2 separate regions of the Homo sapiens genome follow, and region 1 is linked to region 2. Evidence: read pairs that join two places in POLR2A ChIA-PET (ENCODE). Cell type or tissue: OCI-LY7. All regions are shown on one strand. Links, peaks and the distances in the headings refer to the core of each region. The heading gives the core; the rest is flanking DNA. Region 1 overlaps LINC02078 (long intergenic non-protein coding RNA 2078). Region 2 overlaps TIMP2 (TIMP metallopeptidase inhibitor 2).

Region 1 (2,899 bases), core at 243-2,742, 800 kb after region 2:
GGGATTACAAGCGTGAGCCACCGTGCCCAGCCTTTTTTGTCGTTGTTGTTTTTAACAGAACAATTTCAGCTACTCATTGTGAAGGAGATGAGATCATGAGAGAAACCATGATTTTGCCACCTCTCATGACATAAGTATTTCTCGCAAGGGTCATGGATGAGATCAGTAATGACAAAACTAGGGCATCACAGGGTGGATCCGGGCTATGACCACCTGGACCCACGGGGCACACTTAGCATCACAGGGTGGGCCCAGGCTGTGGCCACCTGGACCCACGGGGCACACTTAGCATCTCAGGGTGGGCCCGGGCGATGGCCACCTGGACCCACGGGGCACACTTAGCATCAGAGGGTGGGTCCGGGCGATGGCCACCTGGACCCACAGGGCACACTTAGCATTACAGGTGCTTCCATGTGGCTCTCACAGCTCTGCCCACGAAGGCTTCTGGCAAAGAAAGATGAGCCTGAATCTAAGGGCGTTTCTGCGGCACAGCTTCCATTTGCAGGAGACACGGGGCGAGGCGACACCACAGAGAGGCAAACAGCAGCGCGATAGGCCACACATTTGCAGGACAGCTGATCTGGTTTCTGCAACAAATCACAAGTGGTGGGAGGAGCAATGGGGGTCGGGGGCGGCGCCTGATCTAGAGTAAGAGAGGTTCAAGAGGCGCCACCACAAAACTTAAACTTTGGGCCTTGTTAGGAACCTGTGTGTTCCATCTGATGGACGTAAGCAAACAATCAGGGGAATGTGATTCTGGATGGGGCCTGAGCGGGTGCCAAGGAATGACTGTTAATTTGAACATTGCCCTAAGGGAACCGCAAGTGTGTTCCAGAGTTTCCCGTACTTGGCGCCTTGCAACCTGAAGTTCATAGGAAGAAAATTTCAGAACGTTTTTGCTACAGGATGGAAAGTGCTTCAGCCACAGGGGAAAAGCAAAGAGAAAGACAACAGCAATGCATGAAACAAGTGTGGCGATTATCGATAAAGTATGTGTGGTGATCACTGATCACGTGTGTGAGTTTATTTGAAAACTTACATTAAAAAATTTTGAGGCCAGACACGGTGGCTCACGCCTGTAATCCCAGCACTTTGGGAGGCCGAGGTGAGCAGATCACCTGAGATCAGGAGTTCAAGATCAGCCTGGCCAACATGGTAAAACCACATCTCTACTAAAAATAAAAATAAATGCAAAATAAGCCGGATGTGGTGGCAGGTGCCTATAATCCCGGCTACTCAGGAGGCTGAAGCAGGAGAATTGCTTGAACCCGGAAGGCGGAGGTTGCAGTGAATCAAGACCGTGCCATTGCACTCCAGCCTGGGCAACAAGAGTGAAACTGTGACTCAAAAAAAAAAAAAATTTTTTTTTTGAAAAGAGACTAGGCATGGTGGCTCATGCCTGTAATCCCAGCACTTTGGGATATCAAGGCAGGAGGATTGCTTGAGGCCAGGAGATCGAGACCAGCCTGGGCAACATGGTGAGACCCTCGTCTCTTAAAAAAAAAAAAAAAATTTGCCTCCCAAGACACATGCCTGTAGTCCCAGCTACTTGGGAGACCTAGGAGAGAGGATTGCCTGAGGCTGGGAAGTTGAGGCTGCAGTGAGCTATGATCAAGCCACTGCACTCCAGCCTGGGTGACAGAGCAAGACTCTGTCTCAAAAAATAAACAAAAATGAAGAAAGACATAACCTTTCTCTTACAGACATGATCAGGCATCATGGAAATCTTATTGCAGAAGTTGCTTGCCCTTCACCCCTGAGCCTCACCTCTCTGTTTCAGGGGATCCGAGTTTAGGGAAGGAAAGTCGAGGGGGCCATTGCTTCTCCCTTGTGGCTGCTGCGCCCACAGCCATGGGCCCCTCACGCTGGGGCTGGGTGCCTGAGCAGAGTCCCTGTGCAGCCCCCACCAAGCTCCAGCATCCTGGACACCTCACGCCAGCCCTCCTGGACTTTGTGCTGGGGATGAGGTCAATATGACAGCCCCCCTGAGGTCTGGTCGCTCCCACACACCCTCCACAGTGGGCAGAATGGTGCCCCCCAAAAGGCCCACATCCTAATCCCGGGACTGTGAATGGGTGACTTTTCATGGCAAAAGGGACATTGCCAGTGTGACCGAGGGTCCTGCGATGGGAGACTCCCCAGGATCATGCAGGTGAACCCAATGGCATTACAAGGGCCCCTGTGAGAGAGAGGCGGGGGTCAGAGCAGACGTGGCTCGAAAGCAGAGGGTGTGGTGACGCCCCAGCCTGGGACTGAGGCCCAGAACGCGGTGGCCTTCAGAAGCCGGGAAAGGCCAGGAGACGGATCTGCCCCCAGCCTCCAGAAGAAGCCAGCCCTGCTGACACCCTGGCTTTAGCCCAGCGCGGCCCCATGGGACTTCTGACCCCCAGAACTCTAAAATAATAAATTGGCATTGTTTTGATCCTTCTGTGGCTGATATGTGTGATGAGGGGGTTTTCACACTCTTGCGTGGGACGTGAAACGTCTTTAGAACAGTGGCACGTTACCTGTCTTACATGGGGAAAAAAGAGGAAAAATAAATACATTTGCATTGTTTTAAACCGCTAAGTTTGTGGTCACGTGTAACAGCAGAAACAGCAAACGGATGTGCCCTCCGAGGCTCCCCTACATGCCTGCGAAGCTCGGGGACGCTGGGGAGGGTCACCTTGGCCATCTGGGAGCAGGTGGTACATCAGGACCCTCCCTCCCTCATCACCACCCTTCCTCCCCCTTCGCCATCCTCAATGGCACGGGAGCCAACCCACAGTGAAGCGGCCGGACAGGCAGGCTGTGCTAATTCTCTGCAAGGCAGAGCTGTTCCTCCAGCCTCAGAATGCAGCCAGCCCCTGCACGGCAGCCTCAAGGGGACAGGACCCCCGTGCTCTCTCCTCTCCTCTTT
Region 2 (2,899 bases), core at 304-2,803:
TAGTAGACATGGAGTTTCACCATGTTGGCAAGGCTGGTCTTGAACTCCCGACCTCAGGCGATCCACATGCCTCGGCCTCCCCAAGTGCTGGGATTCCAGGCATGATTCCACCGTGCCCGGCCTAAAAACCATCTCTTCTTTTACTCTGCTATTTCCTAGCCAGCTAACCCTGAGCAGGTTCCTTAGTGGGCCTGTGCCTCCGTTGGATCGTCTGTACAATGGGGATGAGGATAGGGAAGGAAATGGGTTGACACTAGTGAAGAGCAAGAACATACCTCCAAGCCCTTGGCACCTCTGCCAGCTGTTATTGTTGCCATAGTCATTATCACCATGTCATGATTCACCTCCCTGGCTGCTCCCAGGCCTCCCTCAGGGCGGGGTGGGGAGGAACAAGAACACAAAGACAGGGAGAGCCAGGGTTTGATGCAGAAAGAGCTGGTGTCCCCCACTAGCTCCGAGAGCTTCCTGGGAGGCAGGAAATTCGCCTCTCCTTTTTGGAGGTGTGGAAGTGGGGGCAGAGAGAGGCCACCTGTCCCGGATCGCTCTGCTGGACTCAATCTGGGGCCAGCATTTGACCCCCGCTCACCCTGTTTGCTATGAATGTCAGTTCCCCTCGCTACTGCTGGCTCCCTTCCCCCTCAATGCTCCGTTTCCTGTTCCCTCCAAGGCCCCGTTACACAATTTCCACTGTCTGCTGAAGTTCTAGCTCAAATCCCTCTCGCCGAGACTTTCTGGTCACCAGATTCCAGCAGAACTCAACAGAGACCTCTACCCGCCTGAGCTCCTGACCAGGTTAGAGGGCATCTGGCTCCCAGGCACTGGGTCAAGCTCCAGAGGCATCTCCTGTGTCTGCCCGCGACCCATGGCCCCGCTCAGGGCCTGCCTTCCATCTCCTGGGTCTTCCCCAGTGCAGGTGGGAGCTCTGCTCCCCTGGTAACTGCGAGCCTCTCAACACCACCTTCCTCCTCAGTGTCATCCCCCTCCTGTCTGCCCCCTCTCCCCCAGTGCAGGGGCCATAAAGCCTTCCCCGGAGTCCCACTGCCAGGTCCCACTGCCGGGCCTCCAGGCTTTGCTGCTCCACCTGGGCTCAAGCCTGGCCATACTTTGTTCTAATGACTCTGTCCCCCTGTGGTACACTCTCTACCACAGCCACCCTGGGCTCCCCATACCCACCCCAGGACCTTTCCTCGGGGCTTATCTTAGCTCTGATAAGATCCACCCCTCAGGGCCCACAATCTCAACAGTGTCCTAACCTCGGTAAGAGTCTCTAGCAAGAGGTGCAGCCTGCAAGATGATCTTCGCATTCCTGCGCTCACTTCCTTGAAGATGGGCACCATGGCTTTGGAGTTTGAGACCAGCCTGGCCGACAGGGTGAAACCCCGTCTCTACTAAAAATACAAAAAATTAGCCGGGCGTAGTGGCGGGCGCCTGTAGTCCCAGCTACTTGGGAGGCTGAGGCAGGAGAATGGCGTGAACCCAGGAGGCGGAGCTTGCAGTGAGCCGAGATCCCGCCACTGCACTCCAGCCTGGGCGACAGAGCGAGACTCCGTCTCAAAAAAAAAAAAAAAAAAAAATACAAAAATTAGCTGGGCATGGCAGCACACACCTGTAATCCCAGCTACTCGGGAGGCTGAGGCAGGAGAATTGCTTGAACCCGGGAGGCGGAGGTTGCAGTGAGCCAAGATCGCACCACTGCATTCCAGCCTGGGCGACAGAGCAAAACTCCGTCTCAGAAAACTAAATAATTCCTTGACACACTTGCCATAGTATTTCTGTGTACGGTAGGCACCCAAATTCTATTGTAAAACAAAATATAAAAACACTTAAGTGAATAAATTCTGTAAGAAGCAGGTATCTAAGACATAGACACCAGGCCCTTCCTAACTGGTGAGGTCTGGAGTTCCCTCAGGCCATGTGTGGTCCAGCTGTGATCAGAGTTTGAGATCAAAGAGCAGCTGCCGTCTACCAAGGACGTCTTCCCCATGGAAGACAACCACAGAACCTCCCAGGTCTTTGGAGCCATCCCTGAGACCAGCTAGGAGGCCAAAGGACACTGATGGCATCCTTTCCCCAGAGCTGGTTACAGGTCTGCCTCGGACTCCCCTCGTGGTGGTAGTGTCTGAGCGGATCCTGGCTGCCCAGGGCGGCCGAGTGCAGAATGAGGGTGGAAGAGGAGAGAAAGGCAAGATCGTTACCATCGCTCAGCTCCGAGACTAGGCAGATACTCACAAGAAACAGAAGACTCGAAACCTATAAAAAGACTCCTTTTAAATGGCAGTGACTTGACGTTTGGAGGGCCACAGGCACCTTTGAGAAGTTGGCGGCTGCCACTGTCCACAAAAAAAACACGTACGCGTGCACACACAAACACACACACACACACACACACACACACACACACAACTTCACTTACAGTTTCCGGGCTTGTGACCACCCCCAAACCCGCCAGGCCTATCTCTGGCTGGGTGTTCACACACTCTGGGTTAGGACCCCTCTTTTATAAAGACTGTTCCTCAATTTGCTTCTTAGCGTAAACACACTCTCAACCTGACTTGCTGGGGCTCCGGAAGCTTTCCCTGGGCTCCAGTCTGACCTGGCTGACTGGGGAGTAGCTCAGCCCTCAGTTGTAAGGTGGGAATCATCGGGGCGGGGTCTCTGTGCCCTTCCCTCTGCCGCTGCACAGCCACGTCCCAGCAAATGCACGAGGGCACCAGGGCGTCAGGGCACAGGCTGCAGGGGTCCAGGCAGGTGGGCCCTGGGAGGTCCTGGGGACACCAGCTTCATCCTGCCTGCCACTCTGAGACATCCATGCTCCTGACCATCTCTCCATTGGGAAGTCTGGGTCTGCCCGCCTTCCCTCCTCCCAGCAATCTCAGGGCAGCTCATCTGCCTGCTTACT

What was found. Peaks named below come from ENCODE experiments on the same cell type or tissue, not always from the same donor. Only the 100,000 strongest peaks of a DNase experiment are listed, where the experiment ranks them.
Region 1: POLR2A ChIA-PET joins it to region 2 with 6 read pairs; 2 of 35 experiments call an interaction of 5 or more read pairs at or near these places.

Annotation. Positions count from the first base shown.
Region 1 is chr17:79,711,310-79,714,208 of GRCh38, forward strand. It overlaps LINC02078 (long intergenic non-protein coding RNA 2078), which reads left to right. Exons shown (of 2, transcript NR_109783.1): 2 at 1-1,008. It also overlaps the pseudogene LOC124904133. Among named protein-coding and RNA genes, the nearest start is that of LINC02078, 5.5 kb to the left of the region's middle. RefSeq lists an enhancer at 1-379. In OCI-LY7, for the core only: no CTCF peak of the experiment used is centred there; a DNase peak (open chromatin) is centred at 1,232; H3K27ac peaks cover 1,206 bases.
Region 2 is chr17:78,915,699-78,918,597 of GRCh38, forward strand. The region is part of intron 1 of TIMP2 (TIMP metallopeptidase inhibitor 2); the gene reads right to left. Among named protein-coding and RNA genes, the nearest start is that of TIMP2, 8.2 kb to the right of the region's middle. RefSeq lists enhancers at 163-858, 859-1,554. In OCI-LY7, for the core only: no CTCF peak of the experiment used is centred there; no DNase peak of the experiment used is centred there.